2 separate regions of the Homo sapiens genome follow, and region 1 is linked to region 2. A link is a loop called in an ENCODE intact Hi-C map of the cell type or tissue named here. Cell type or tissue: psoas muscle. All regions are shown on one strand. Links, peaks and the distances in the headings refer to the core of each region. The heading gives the core; the rest is flanking DNA.

Region 1 (7,209 bases), core at 1,400-6,399, 260 kb after region 2:
TATCTGCTACTGTTGGAAATATGAGCTACTCTTTCATGACTATCTTTTAGACCATGGGTTTGCAAGCTTTTTCTGTAAAGAGCCAGATAGGACATATTTTAGGCTTTGGAGTTCACTCAGTATCTCTGGCAACTACTCAACTCTGCTGTTGTAGCACAAATGCAGCCATAAACAAATGGGTAGGGCTGTGTCCCAATCAAACTTAATTTACAAAAAAAGGCAGTTTTGAGTTGAGTTAGCCCATGGGTCAAAGTCTGCCAACCCCTGGAATACAGGAACAATACAGGAACGTTCAATAACTCTACAAGGAAGCAAACAAGTACAATTAGATTCCTAACTTGTATCATTCCTAAAAATAATTTCTAGAAGGATTAAAGACCTAAATAAGAAAATCCAAACCTTGCAACTTTTAGAAGAAAACAGGGGAGAATGTCTACGTCACTAGAGGAGGGAAAGCTTTCTTGTGGGAAAAAAACCCACATAGTGTAAGGAGGAAAAAATTAAATATCTGGCATTAAAATTAGAAACTTCTGCATAATGAAAGACTACAAATAAAGTAAAAGGACAAGCCACAGACTGAAAGAGATCTCTGCAGCACAAATGACAAAACAAGGATTGGCTTTTGAATACCTAAGAATACTAAGAGACATACAATCCAACAAAATAGAACATCTATGTTCTATTCAGACAAGAAAATGGAAGAGTTAATAAACACATGAAAAGATGCCCAACTTAACTAATAATTTTAAAATGTAAATTAAAATCACAATGAGATACCCTTTCATACCCATGAGACTGACCAAAAAATAAAAACTCAGATAATAAGTGCTGCAAGGATGTGGAATATCAAGGATTATGCAACAAGTCTAAGTATATATATAGTAAGTTTAAAATGCCTCAACAGAGAACTAAACAAAAATTCAAAGAAGCAAAATTGTATATCAAAATCCTTTCCAATTCTCTTAAGATTAGCCTCTGACACTGTGACTGAGGGAGTTACGTATTGTGGCTCCAGCCAGACATATGAATTTAGCTACTTGATTTTTAAAAATGAGCTTGCTGTGATAAATTAAATGGCTGCTCTTATCAATAAAGCCTCATATACTGCTGTGGATGTTGTACAAATTCCACTCCTAGAAATATACCAGAGAAACTCTCACAAAGGTGGTATTGTCTACTTCAGTACTGTTTGTAACAGCAAATAATTAAGACAAATGAAAACTTGGAAACCTAAAGATATGGATGATGGCAGAATTAAAAAATACACTGTGCTATATTCATCGAAATATTATACAATAGTTAACATGAATGAATCAAATCTAAAAATGTATCAAGATGAATATACTTAAAATGTGGCATACAGAGTAGAGTTTTTCTCCTGCTTTTCCAAACTGCAAAAGAATATGTATAGCATGACACATACATGGTAAAAACTTTTAACACACCACATGTATATACACGTTGCAGAAGCAAAAAAGAACAACCCATGGGCAAGAATGACAAAACCAACTCTGGGCAAGTTACCTCCGAAAAAGAAAAAGAAATGAGAGAGGATGGGGAGGAAATGGTCTTTAGTTGTCTCTATAATATTTTATTGCTTTTACTTTTTTAAAGAAAAACTAGGCTATTAAGAGATCACAGCGGGGTGCGGTGGCTCATGCCTGTAGTCCCAGCACTTTGGGAGGCCGAAGTGGGCGGATCACCTGAGGTCAGGAGTTCAAGACCAGCCTGACCACGGAGAAACCCCGTCTCTATTAAAAATACAAAATTAGCCGAGTGTGGTGGCACGTGCCTGTAATCCCAGCTACTTGGGAGGCTGAGGCAGGAGAATCGCTTGAACCCGGGAGGTGGAGGTTGTGGTGAGCCGAGATCACGCCATTGCACTCCAGCCTAGGCAACAAGAGTGAAACTCTGCCCCCCTGCCCCCCACAAAAAAAAAAAGAAAGAAAGAAAGAAAAAGATTGCAAAAGTGAAATTTTTGGTTATTTACAGGTAAAGATGAAAGACTTCTCTTAATATTTAATTGTAAAATTCTTCATAGTCACTCATTCTCTTTCATCACCAACATCAACAAAGGCTAGAGCCCTCTGTCCTAGTGCCATTTCCCAAGGGATCCTGATAGGTGCTACCACATCACCAAGAAAATCCCAGAAAGGCTTGCCAAGATTGTAATGTTTGCATTAATGATTTGGATACACTTTTAATGTGCACAAATTCCAGCTCCAACACAACTAAAAGCCAGGCAGTCTACGACCAACTGGCAAGCAGGCTGGCAAAGCTTATTTCAGCCTATCAGGTAGGAAAATGAAAATGCATGGACTCTATACCTAAACATCAGAGCATACATTTTAAAATGCAATAAAAAATCCAGACCAAAAATGGCTTTCTCAAGGACACAGAAATAAGAGAGTAGAGAAATAAAATAATACCAATGTCAGTAAGTACTAATTATTCCATCAAGACAAATATTCCCGTTAAACTAAAGTTATGCAATGAGTATACTTATAAGTACATAGTCAGTTTTAAATTCCCCAATAAAGCCAGGCACAGTGGCTCCTATCTATAATCCTACAGCTTTGGGAGGCCAAGGTGAGAGGATCCCTCGAGGCTAGGAGTTGGAGACCAGCCTGGGCAATACACCAAGACTCCATCTCTACAAAAAATAAAAATAAATTTGCCAAGGATGGTGGCATATGCCTGTAGTCCTAGCTACTAGGGAGGCTGAGGGGAGAAGATTGTCTGAGTCCAGGAATTCAATGCTGCAGTGAACTATGATCACACCACTGCTCTCCAGCCTGGGCAAGAAAGTGAGACCCTGTTTCTTAAAATAAAATAAAATAAAATAAAATAAAATAAAATAAAATAAAATAAAATAGGCCTGGCGTGGTGGCTCATGCCTGTAATCCCAGCACTTTGGGAGGCCGAGGCAGGTGGATCCGGAGGTCAGGAGATCGAGACCATCCTGGCTAACACAGTGAAACCCCGTCTCTACTAAAAATACAAAAAATTAGCTGGGCATGGTGGTGGGCGCCTGTAGTGTAGTCCCAGCTACTCGGGAGGCTGAGGGAGAGTAGAATGGCGTGAACCCGGGAGGCGGAGCTTGCAGTGAGCCGAGATGGCACCACTGCACTCCAGCCTGGGCAACAGAGAGAGATTCCATCTCAAAAATAAATAAATAAAATAAAATAAAATAAAAAATTTCGCAATAAAAAAACAAATTCAAAAAGGCAAAATCATATATCAAAATCATTTCCAATTCCCTTTAGATTAGCTTCTGATACTGTGACTGAGGGAGTCATGTATCGTGTCTCCATGGCCAGAAATCAGAATTTAGCTACTCGATAGAAGAATTAACTTGCTATGATAAATTACTGTTCCTATCAATATAACTAATGATTAAAAAATCATAATTATTTTAAACACTAGAGTATTACAATCCTTTGGGCCAGTTTTAGCTTTTCTTTAATAGTTCCAAAATTAATAAAAGTCTAAAATGTGGACAGATTTAACTCATTAAATTGCCTTCACTATTGTTCACAGAATAAAATCCTTAATTGATTAATGATCTCAGGGTGTCTATCGCCATCTAGTGAACAATCACTTCAATTACCACATCAGACATTTGACAACTGATACCCCTTTTCTTCATGGTTTAAAAATATATGTCCACTCAGTGCCATAGGCTTGCCCAATTTCTTTTTTATGCCTCTCTACACACACATTGAGAACAAACACAAATACAGATGGTATTTCTATAGATCCACAGAGTACTCTGAAACACTGACTTCATTACTTTTAAATAACGTACACACTGTGAGATCCCTCATACAATTCCTTACCCATTAGCTCATTCCTCTACCACAAAGCAATTCAAAATCATGGAAGAGTTTAAGCGTGAAAGATCACACCTGTGAAAAGACAATATTGATGCCCATTTGACACAACTACTAGCACTTTTATTATAAACCTGTTTTAAAAAGTACAATTAGTAATTACTCTGAGTATTCTAGCAGCCATAATACATTTGATTACAGAAATTATTAGGTCGCTAGAGCCAAACGTGCACGATTCCAGGAAAACTGAGCAAACACAAAATAGACTTAAAAATAAAAAGGAAAAGGGGGCTTCAAGGCCTCCCTAGGCTGTGTATTAATCCACATCCAAATGCAAAATTTTATAATCTTTTGCAATGGCATGCTACCAGGTTTCCTTCTCATTAATTTCCACTTGAAACTTAATCTAATTTATCCCACAAGGACTTTAAAAGCAAAGAATTTGTAAGATCTGCAGGTTACTATATTATTCTGCCCACTCGTATCTTGTCACAAAAAATACTAGTTTAATAAGTTACAAAGGTATTCCAAAATCTCAGCACACTGGCTCTCATTTTCACTTCACTCCTCCTACCTCTTTAATAATTAAGAGACGCTAACCCAAAGAAAGATATCACATAGACTACTTCCATCCACCAGTGCTAACAATTATCACCAATACTTTAAAAATCATTTTTATATTAGGAAATAATATTTGTAAGTGACTTTGGATCTTCTTCTAGAATAAGATTTCCTGGGAGAAACTGCGTAATTATTATTTCTCAGTAGCCTCATATTACTTTAAAGGCCTACTTTCCAGAGTTTTATTTATCCTTATTTGAGGGAAACAGCAAAGGGTAAAGAGAAAAGAGGAAAGCAGATACCAAGAATTTAAATCACAAACAAGTAGTTCTAGATTCGTCTGAAATCCTTTGTTTTTTAGTGGAGAGAACAGGGTTTTTTATAGTTCATTTATTAAAGATTTGTTATTGTTATATTTTATATAACAGAAAAATTAAAATTGTGTTTAAACTCGCTATTAAAAATCCAGCTAAAGAAAACCATTGCCCTTAAAATCCAATGGATTAGGAGAGTGGGGGAGATCATTGGACAAATTTGGGGCTTATCATTATCAACAGTGCCCTTTTAAGCTTGTGGATTTCTGAGCCAATGTGGAAAATGTAACAACAGGGATTTCCCAGCAGCAAGAGGCACTCTCCAAGGGAGTAAATTGTCAACTATTGCCTCTCGTGAGAAACTTAAGAGTAACCTTGATCCAATCTCAATAGTCAACCCATGTATTATCACCCAGTTGGGGCATAGTGAGTGCATTTTCTAATACAAAAATAAGATGGTATTCCATCAGAAGCCACTGGATACTTGTAAAGAAATAAAATTTAAATAATTTTAAAGTAAACTTAGCTTAAGAAACTGAAAGCATCCTTCCCTTCCCTCACTTCAACTAGCCCCTAAAACACCTATATCTTTCTCATGTAAAAAGAGACCTGTGTCTTGAGATGGGTACCAAAAATCATGATCTTCCTGTAATAAGAGGTCGAATATAAAGCAGAACCAGAGTCATAAATGACATCTTGAGATGGAAGAGACAACCCTACTGTACTAAAAGGATTTACATTCAAAATAACCACTTGTTATACTTTATCTCCTTGAGTTTTAACTTCCTCATCTAAAAAATGAAAACGTTATTATCTATTTCAAAGGATTCTTGTGTAATTTCAGTGAAATAATGCATAGGAAAGCTTCTATCACATCACTGGCGTTCAATACATGTTTTGCCCTTCCTCACTGTGCCCTAAGACAAATCTTTGAGATACGGCTGCCAACAGAAGAGTGATTCTGAACATCCTGACGTTTATTTCATATACCAGCTAGATCTGCACTGTCCAACACAGTAGCCACTAGCTACATTTGTCTATTTAAGTTTAAATTCATTTTAATTATAATTAAAGCAATCTAAAAATCCAGTTCCTCAGCTAGTTGGCACCAGCCAGATACCAAGTGCTCACTGGCCACTTGTGGCTAGAGACTACAGCACTGGATAGTGCAGATGGAGAACGTTTTCATCATCATAAAGTTCTACTGGACAGAGTTGATCTAAACTCTAAAGCAGAGGTCAGCAAACTTTTTTTCTAAAAAAGACCAGAGAGTAAATATATCAGGCTTTGCGGGCCATGTGAGCCTCCATCTTTTCTACTCAGCTCTGCTCTCGTAATACAAAAGCAGCCACAGATGATACATAAATAAATGAGTTTAGCTCTGTTCCAATAGAACATTATTTACAAAAATAGATGGCAGGCTGCATTTGCCCCGATGGCCATCATTTGCCAACCACTGCTCTAGAGCATTCAGAGTACAGACCCCCCAATATAAGCATTTTTCCCATGACCACTACCTACCTCCTTTAAGGCTAAATAGTCTTAAACCCACAGACAGGGAGTTAAATGGAATTTAATATTCAGCGTAACTATTCTTTTACAAATTAAGAAAAACCCATGCACATAGTACTAAAACAGTTGAAGCTTACAGTGTCCATAAAGTGATGTACCTAAATTCTATTTGGTATCTGGCCCATCTTATTAAAGCCAATAACTCTCAATCCATAACTCCTGTCTTGATGTATTCCTGGAATTCTGGATCTATACATCCAATGGCCTCCTTATTATGTCTGGAATTCTATTACTCATGCCAAAGGCAACACATCCATGACAGAATTCTTAATCCTTCTTTCCCAGTTTCCTCCATCTTAGTAAAAGGCTCTACTAGTTATCCTCCTGATTTCTACCTTTCACTCACACTCCAAGCTAATCCATCAGCAAAAAAAAACTCTCTTAAGTCATTCTCATTCATGTCACCTCCTCAAAGAAGCCTTCCCTGACCAATCTAAACCAGCCATCCAAACATTCTCTAGCCCACCATCCTGTTTTAATTATCTACAGAGCATTTACTTCTATCATATTTTCTGTTATTTCTTATACATGTTTATTTACTTATTTAAAGTCTGTTTTCCCAAACCACCCTCTCACCACCCCACATTCCCAACCCATGTCGTCCCCAACCCCAAACCCCTCCCATTCTGGGTAGAATGTAAGCCTCATAACAGGGATCGTTTAGGTCTTGCTTGACACTCTATCCTGAGAACCTAGAACAATGCCTGGCATGCAGTAGATGTTCAATAATAAATACACACACACACGAATTAATGAAACCTTATTTAAATGCCTATTTGTCTCAAACCTGTCATCCAAAGAGAGGGGTACTGTATTTGATGCTGTACAACTAGGTAATAAACTTGACTCTCCCACACTATAACATGTATAGTTAAAAATACTCTCATATCTAGAGATGTGAATGTTATTACGCCATTTACCTCCCTTCC
Region 2 (7,727 bases), core at 2,476-7,475:
TATTTCACTTCTCAGTCCAGCGTTTCCCGAGGTTCGCCGACAAGAATCCACCCAGCAATTATCTCCCTTCTCGCGCGCATGGGGGGACATTAACCACGAACGCGCTGGAGAAGAAAGGTACAGATGGGTCTTTTATTGAACACTTGGAAATGTTTCCAAGGCTTTTGTTTTTTTCCCCCATTCATTCCTGCCGGATCACTGGGCTCTGCCAACTTCAGTCCCCAGAGGTTGCGGCAGGAGAGCCCGGCCCACTCGGAGCCCCCGCTAGGGGGCGCGCTCTGGCCGTGGCGCTGAGCCGAGCCCGAAAAGGGGGCTGAGGTGGGGAGGCTGGGGGTGCGGACGCCGACAGCCCAGCTCCGGTCCGCGCGGCCTGGGAATTGACACACGCGTTGGGTAGCCCGCTGCATCTTACTCTAGCTCCAATCTGTGCCCACCCGTCCCCACCCTCCACCCCGTCCAGGGTCGCCCGGAGCAGCAGCTACTGAGTCAACGCTGCACCGGGGACGCCTCGACCCTGGCCGCAGGCGGGGTCCCGCCGTCCGGCGGAGGAGAGGAGAAAGCAGATGGTGGTGATTACAGGGCACAGTAAAGTTTCCCTCTCTCTCAGGTCTGGAAACCTGGAGGGATGGGTGCGGCAGGAGATGGGGAACTCCCGCCAAGGAACTCCGTGAGAGCTCAGAGCCCAACCACCTGCTTCTCGCCCGTGGGAGGGGACACACACCCCCTCTTCTGAGAGCAGACAGGAGGCTGCGACCATCTCGTCCAGCTTTATGCTTGGAGCAAAGCTTGAAAAAGCCTCGGCTGCCGCCCGGATGGCTGATGGTGGTGGCGGTGAGGGGGTCTCTTTCCTCTCTAGTTCTTGCTCCCCCACCCCCTCCCCCGGCTGCTGACGGGCAACAGAAAGTGAGGAAGTTTGCAAATAAGGGGAGTTGTCCTAACATAGCCATCACACTCACGCGTCCATACCTTGAGGGCTCGGCCGTGGTCCTCGGGAGGCTTCCAAAAAAGCTGCTTCCCAACAAACCTCTCCCAGCCAAGCCCTAACTGTGGAACCCACGGCTTAGGAGGAGGACACGGCGAAGAGGGAAGGATTAGCAAACGCGACAGAGTCTTCCCAGGAAATCCAAGTTCTATCAGTCCCTTTGGACCTTTCCACGGGCTGTTTCTTTGAAAATACATCAACAAATAAACACCGTCCACAGAGAGATCCCAACAGCCGTGGGGAGAACTGAGGCAGGGTAGGAAGTGGAGAGCACGCAGGAGGCCAAGAAGGCGAGGGGCAAGTTCTAGGCAAGCGGATTATGTTACACTTCCTCCTATTACCAGACTTCCAGGAGGAGACACCTCGATTTGTGCATAAAATGCATACCCTGAAGTGGATAAGACTCTGAAAGCAGCGTTTGAGGAGGTTAACCTTGACTGGTTGGAGTTAAGGGGGGGTGGGGGGAAGCAAATATTTCTGTTTGTGCCCTCCGGCTCTTCCCAGCACCGGCTGTCAATCCCGACGCTTGTTATCCTCACAAGGCTTCAGTTTGTTTGCCTGATCTCAGCAAGGTTTTCTTCCACAAGTAGAACTATAATTGCTATAATTCTACTGTATCATTTGGATCATTGCAGTATTGTTGTTTTCTCTCTCTCTTTCTCTCCTCCTAACACTGCAATAACGCGCTCCAGTGTTAAATTAGCAGGTTGCGGAAGACCATAAATGAATGAAAGTTTGTTTAAAAAAAAAAAAGAAATTAAATAAATAAAACAGCAAAATGACTTGGCAAAAGGGATATCACATCACAGAGAATCCTTGCGTGTAATCAGGTCTTATTGTCTTCTCTTCCAGTGGCTTCCAAATTGGTCGCTAGATTCCAATGAAGTTTATTTCTATTGTTTAAATATATGTTTTGAAGAGGCTGATCGTAATTTAAGGGGACCTGAGCCGTCCGGTGCAACTGGAAGCCCATCACAGCTTGATTTATCTATGTGTATATTGCACAATAAATTAAAACATCTCAAATGAAAAGTATGTGAGGTTAACTCTCTTCCAAACATTTTTTTTTTCTGGATAATGACATCTAACTGCCACCCCCCCTTATTCCACATTTCTTGCAAATGTAATTTTAAAACTATAATGTAGAATTAGCTCTCAGAAAAGAAAGGGGTTTCTCCTTCCACTCTCCTCTTCTAGGTAAATTATTATTTCCAGTTCTAGGAACAAGCCCCATTTTTCACCATAAACAACAGTTCTAAACACATGTGACCTTCACTTCCAGCCATTATTGTCATTTTTATTTAGTGATTGATTTTAAAAGCAGATAAACTGCAAACCATTGTTTTCCAAGCAGACCAGGAAAAGCAAACCAACAGCTACAGACCCCAAAGATTAGAGGAGCCAGGACTTGTGAATAACAAAGTACAAACAAGAATGATATTATCACTAAAATGCAATTACTTTTGATTAGTGAGTAAAAGTGAGGCAAAAAGAAAGTGAAGTGTCGTTTTCCTGGCAAAGTAAAATTAAATTGGGCTAAACTGTAAGTTCTTTCATACGTAATCCTATAGCCCAATTCTTAAAAGTCTGCCCACTCAACACATCAGTTACCCTCTTCCTAGATATTAGACGCATAATTTTGTTTCTAAAATGATATATAGAATAACATATTTTATATATATATATATATATATATAATCCCATATCCTGATTAGGCATTGTGGAGACCACAGCACAGTCTTATGTCTCTCTACCCAGCACCTTAGAAAAGTTTTCTGTAATTTTTTAAATTTAATCTCTTAGAAATAGCAAAAGTTAATTGTAGATTTTTGAAGTTGGGTATTGGATTGTGACAAAGGTGGTCTCAGGGCCACTGGGTGTAGAGTGAGCTAGGTCAGGCCCTTCTCCCCGAGGTGAATGGACGTGTTTCCCAATAGCATCCTCACTTGGGAAGATTGATTAGAAAATAACAAAAATAAATAAAATAACAGAACAAATAAAACTAGTGTTTTCACACAGGTCTCCCCCGAAAACACTTTATATTCCATTAATAGAATTAGATCTAATTCCAGGGATCATTAAGTCAGAATCAGAAATTCTTTGTTAACCTCCCCTTTTACAGTGGATGATTAAAATTAGAATACACCCCAGCAGAAAGTCCGACTTCTTTTAAAAGAAGAACAGCTGCACAAGGGGGAGGAGGGGGGATGGAGGCAAAGAAGTCTTCCACCCAGAGAGCTGAAACTCCGTTGGGCTCTCAGAAATGATTTGTGCATTTGTGTTTTTGTTTAACACGATCTTTCTTGGACTCATTTTCAGCCCACTCCCTGCGTGTGCGGAGCCGACTCTGAAGTCACTGAGCCACCCGGCAGCCGGGTCTTGTGGATTTCCAACGCGGGGCCCGCCGGGGAGGGAAAAGTGCCTCCGTCTCTCCCAACCACCAAGCCGCAGGGACGCCCGCGAGGGTCCGCGGCTGGAGGCTAGGAGGAAACCGAAGTGTCTTTACTCCTCTTGGCTGCGATGAGACCCGCGCGCCTGGAATGGGCTTTCGGGGCCGGGGGAGGGAATGTGGGAGGAAATCAGCGCGCAGAATGTTAGTTTAAAGCTGAACCGGACGGTGTAAAAACACCGAACTCTTGGTGGGGATGGAAAAGGAAGAATGCGGGAAAGGCAAGGAGAGATCCCAGGTGACTTTGAATCGCAGAGAGGGCTTAAAGGAAAATCAAATGTCAGCGATGGCTCGGGTTCTCCTCCGCTCCCCACCACAGCCCGCCCTATCATCCAAGTGCAGAAAAAAACGGATGAGAATTAAGCTAAAAGCCAGAGAGAGAGAGAGAGAGGGACAGAGGAATTCTTTTTGTCCTGTCTTTAATAGTAGTAGTAGTATCAGTATTAGTATTCGCATTATTAATGTGCCTGTTCCCAACCCTTCATCCCCTCCCCCCAGTTTTGTCTTGAAGTTTCCTGCGGAGGCAGCCCGATCTGTCTGCTACCCACCCACCAGCATCCAAGAGTTATGCAGATGTTTATGGCTGAAAAAAAAAAATCCCAGTTATGCATCCTTGTATTTTTAAATACTGACTGTAAGTGATTCAAGTATAATCCTTTGTAAAATGCTTTTCTCTTTGACACATTGAAGGGAGTTGAGAGAGGAAAACCCGGCGTGGATTCCCCCTCCCTGGCCCCTCTCTCACCCACCACCTTCGCCCCAATTCTGCCAGCGTTGGGGCCCCTGGAAATCCCTGGGAACCTGCACCCAGGCAGGGAAGGCGTCCGTGCTGGCCCAGGCTCGACCCAACATCAGTTGGAGTTGGGTTTTAGTTCTCGGCGCTGGAAACTGTTTGGGAAGAAAGGCGCTCTCTCTAAGGTTCACTCTCTCACCTTTGCTCAAGGGAGCCAGGTCATGAGAATTCAGAATTTTAGACGCTTAGATTTGGCTGCAGCCGAATTTGGGTTCCTTCCACCCTGGAGAGGTCAGGGATCCCTGAGGGTTCTGCTCCCTAGCTGCGATTGGAAGGTGAACAGCCTCAGGGTGAAGGCCTAACAGATACGAATTTGTGGGGGAAAGAGGGAAGAGAGTCCAGGGAGAAAGAGGAGGCCCCCAGACTCGTCCCCAGTCGCCCCTCCTCGCTGCTGATACTCGCCTGTCCCTTCCCACCCAGTAAATGCTCTAGGGAAGGCCGCGCGCCTATGGCAGAGCTTTGTCTGTAAGGAGGCTTTTTCCCATTCCAGAGTTTAAAACGGAGAGGAGAGCGGTTGGGGGACGCTACAAACAAGAGAGACACAGTCGGGCTCAGGGTGAAGATAGACAGCGCAATGCCTTGGGCCGCAAGAGAAAAGCGAACTCCCAGACGGCAGATGTTTGCTTGGGGCGGTCACCCTGGCCCCCCGACGCCCGTCCGGCCTAGAGAGGACGGCAATTGAGCGCCAGGGAGGTCAAGGCGGTGTCCTGGGAGCCCAATATCGGCTTTGAAAAGTGCCGAGTGAGTCTGAACGTGAGCCTCGAGGCCTCGCCTCCAGGGAGCGAGGTCCTCGGGTTGGTGGAAGGGGCGCACGCCACCCAGATGGCATTCACAGGCCTGGCATCCCAATAAGCTAGAACTTCGGCCAACACTAAAGGGTCAAAGGAGGAGCTGCAGGAAGAGGATAGCGGACTTAGAAAATTGGTAACTTAAAAAAAGAAAGAAAGAAAAGGAAAATTGGCTCTGGTGCGTGCCCGCTGCCCCCACCCCCGCCTGCCCCTCTGGAATCCAGTCCGGGCTTTGCGCCGCGCCCACAGGCCGACGCAGCCCGGCCTCTGGCGAGAGCCAATCAGAGGGCGCCTCTCAGCACGTGGAGGAGAGAGACTCCAGAGCTCAGCGCCCGCTGCTCACTACACTTGTTACCGCTTGTCCTGAGCGCGGAGAGGGCGAGCTCGGGCCGCGGGCAGGGCGGGAGCCGGCAGCCGGCAACCAAGGGAGGCAGAAAGGCACAAAGATCGCAATAATATCCGTTATAACCCGCTATCTAACCCCACCCCCAACACACACCCATCCATCCCACCCTCCGGGAGAGGCAGCCGGCGATCCGCTCTCTGCGCCCTGGGAAAAAGCCCCAGCCATGAGCAATCAGTACCAGGAGGAGGGCTGCTCCGAGAGGCCCGAGTGCAAAAGTAAATCTCCAACTTTGCTCTCCTCCTACTGCATCGACAGCATCCTGGGCCGGAGGAGCCCGTGCAAAATGCGGTTGCTGGGAGCCGCGCAGAGCTTGCCTGCTCCGCTGACCAGCCGCGCCGACCCGGAAAAGGCCGTGCAAGGTAAGGATGCTCCCGTCAGGCACTTACTAAGGGCATTGGGCCCTGATTTGGATGTTTGGTGTTCGGGGGCCAGTGGCCTGGAATTGTCAATTTGGAGAGGAAGGAAGGAGAGGGCATAACTCTGAGGCCTGCTGCCTCAAAGAGCGTTAAACATCTAGCCAGGGCTGTCTCTCCCTCCCTCCCTCCCTGCTTCCAGAAAAAGGCCCGTTTTCGCTTAGGGAGCCTTTAGCTTTTCGGTGTTGATCGTTAGGTTGTTTAAATGCCCCTTTTGGTGGCCTTGGGTGTGCTCTGAAGAGCGGCGACAGGTCAGAAACAGTAGATGGCCGGTGGACCCTTGTAGCACCAACTTGATGAAGACAAGAAGCCCAAAAGCTGGTGAATCGGGGTCTCCAGGCTGAGTGAGCCTTGGCCTTTCCTCTTTGGAAGATTTCTGTATATGCAATGTTTTGGTTTTATTTTTTTAATTGCAGATTACTTGTGACCTTTTAAACCCAAGCTTTGCAGAAAACATCTTCCTGGGATTCTCCAAATGCTCCTTAATGTATTTAAAATGTATGAAATGTGTGACTTCTGGATGCTAATTTTTTCTCTGCTATTTTATTTTTTAAAATAGACGAGCTGTTTAAAATATTTTATTTTTTTCTGAAATTAAAAATTCCAGAACAAATGTCCTTTTACCCCGAACCTGTTATCCTCAAGTTTCGCCTCGAGCTTGCTGCAGAGGTGTCGCAGGGAAAGGAAAGAACTGTTGGTTTCTTTTAAAATCCAAAAACCAGCGGTCCGGCCATAGCGCAATTTGGATGGCAGGAGCAGACGGTTGAGAAGGGGGCATTTAAATAAAACTGACTTTTTTCTTTTCTTTTTTTAGCCTGCAGTGGCACCTATGCCAGGCGCTTCCTCAAAAGGAAGGAGCGGCCTGCGCCTGCTGCACTCCCACTCCCTCTCTGCCCCAGACCTTTCCCAGAACATTTTTGCCAGGATGATTTTTCTTTGCCTTTTTGTGCAAGAAGCCCCCCCACCCTCTCCCGCTGTGGGCTGTTGGGGCGCGGCCTGCACTTGGGGCCACAGGGCCGCTTTCCCCCACCCCGCCCCGCAGCGGTCGCCTTCAGGGCTGCACCCCTCTTGCCAACCCTTGCCCTCATGGTGGAGCAGCGGGCAGAGGTCATGCGCAAAGTTTTCAGGATAGTGGTGATTTTCTTTTAAAGTTGTAGAATGTTTTCGGATTTTCCTCTGCCCCGACGTGGGAAGGGAAATAAAAATGAGAGAGTAGGAAAGGGGAAAGAGAAAGGAATAAAGAAGAAAGAAGGAGAGAGGGGAGAGAAAGCCTGCAAAAAGAGAAAGAAAGGGGGAGAGAAGGAGAAAGAGAGGTGAGGAAAAGAAGGGAGGGGGAGAAAGAAAAAGAAAAAAGGTAAGGAGAGAAAAGGAAGGGAGAGAGGGGCAAGAGGAATAGATAAGGGAAGGAAGATAGGAAATAAAAGGGGGAGAGTGAGAGAGGGAACGGAAAGAAGGGAGAGGAAAGGGGAAAAAAGAAGGAACCCAGAGAAAGGGAGAAGGAGAGAAAGAAAGAAAAAGAAAAAGCAAGAAAAGTGGAGAAAGAGGCCAAGGCGTCGAAGTCTGGTGGTGCGCGGTCCCCGCACGCCTGGGCCTAGGCACTGGGGGAGCAACTGCGGGCGGGCCCCGGCAGCAGCCCTGGCTGGGACTCCCCGGCCGGCCGGCTGGCTGATAGCTCTCCCTTGCCCGCAGGCTCCCCTAAGAGCAGCAGCGCCCCGTTCGAGGCCGAGCTGCACCTGCCGCCCAAGCTGCGGCGCCTGTACGGCCCGGGCGGGGGCCGCCTCCTTCAGGGTGCGGCAGCGGCGGCGGCGGCGGCGGCGGCGGCGGCGGCAGCGGCCGCCACGGCCACGGCGGGTCCACGCGGGGAGGCCCCTCCGCCGCCACCGCCAACCGCGCGGC

Evidence for each region. Peaks named below come from ENCODE experiments on the same cell type or tissue, not always from the same donor. Only the 100,000 strongest peaks of a DNase experiment are listed, where the experiment ranks them.
Region 1: a loop joins it to region 2, with 3 times the contacts of the local background. A loop is called at or near these places in 14 of 110 quality-filtered maps.

What each region holds. Positions count from the first base shown.
Region 1 is chrX:24,748,984-24,756,192 of GRCh38, reverse strand. It overlaps POLA1 (DNA polymerase alpha 1, catalytic subunit), which reads right to left. Exons shown (of 37, transcript NM_001330360.2): 26 at 7,201-7,209. Among named protein-coding and RNA genes, the nearest start is that of POLA1, 59 kb to the right of the region's middle. In psoas muscle, for the core only: a CTCF peak has its summit at 3,583 (motif pointing left); no DNase peak of the experiment used is centred there; H3K27ac peaks cover 546 bases.
Region 2 is chrX:25,013,592-25,021,318 of GRCh38, reverse strand. ARX (aristaless related homeobox) reads left to right here and starts at 5,354. Exons shown (of 5, transcript NM_139058.3): 1 at 5,354-5,777; 2 at 7,521-7,727. The coding sequence starts at 5,582. RefSeq lists an enhancer at 149-727. In psoas muscle, for the core only: no CTCF peak of the experiment used is centred there; DNase peaks (open chromatin) are centred at 3,398 and 5,308; H3K4me3 peaks cover 3,541 bases; H3K27ac peaks cover 1,672 bases; H3K27me3 peaks cover 5,000 bases.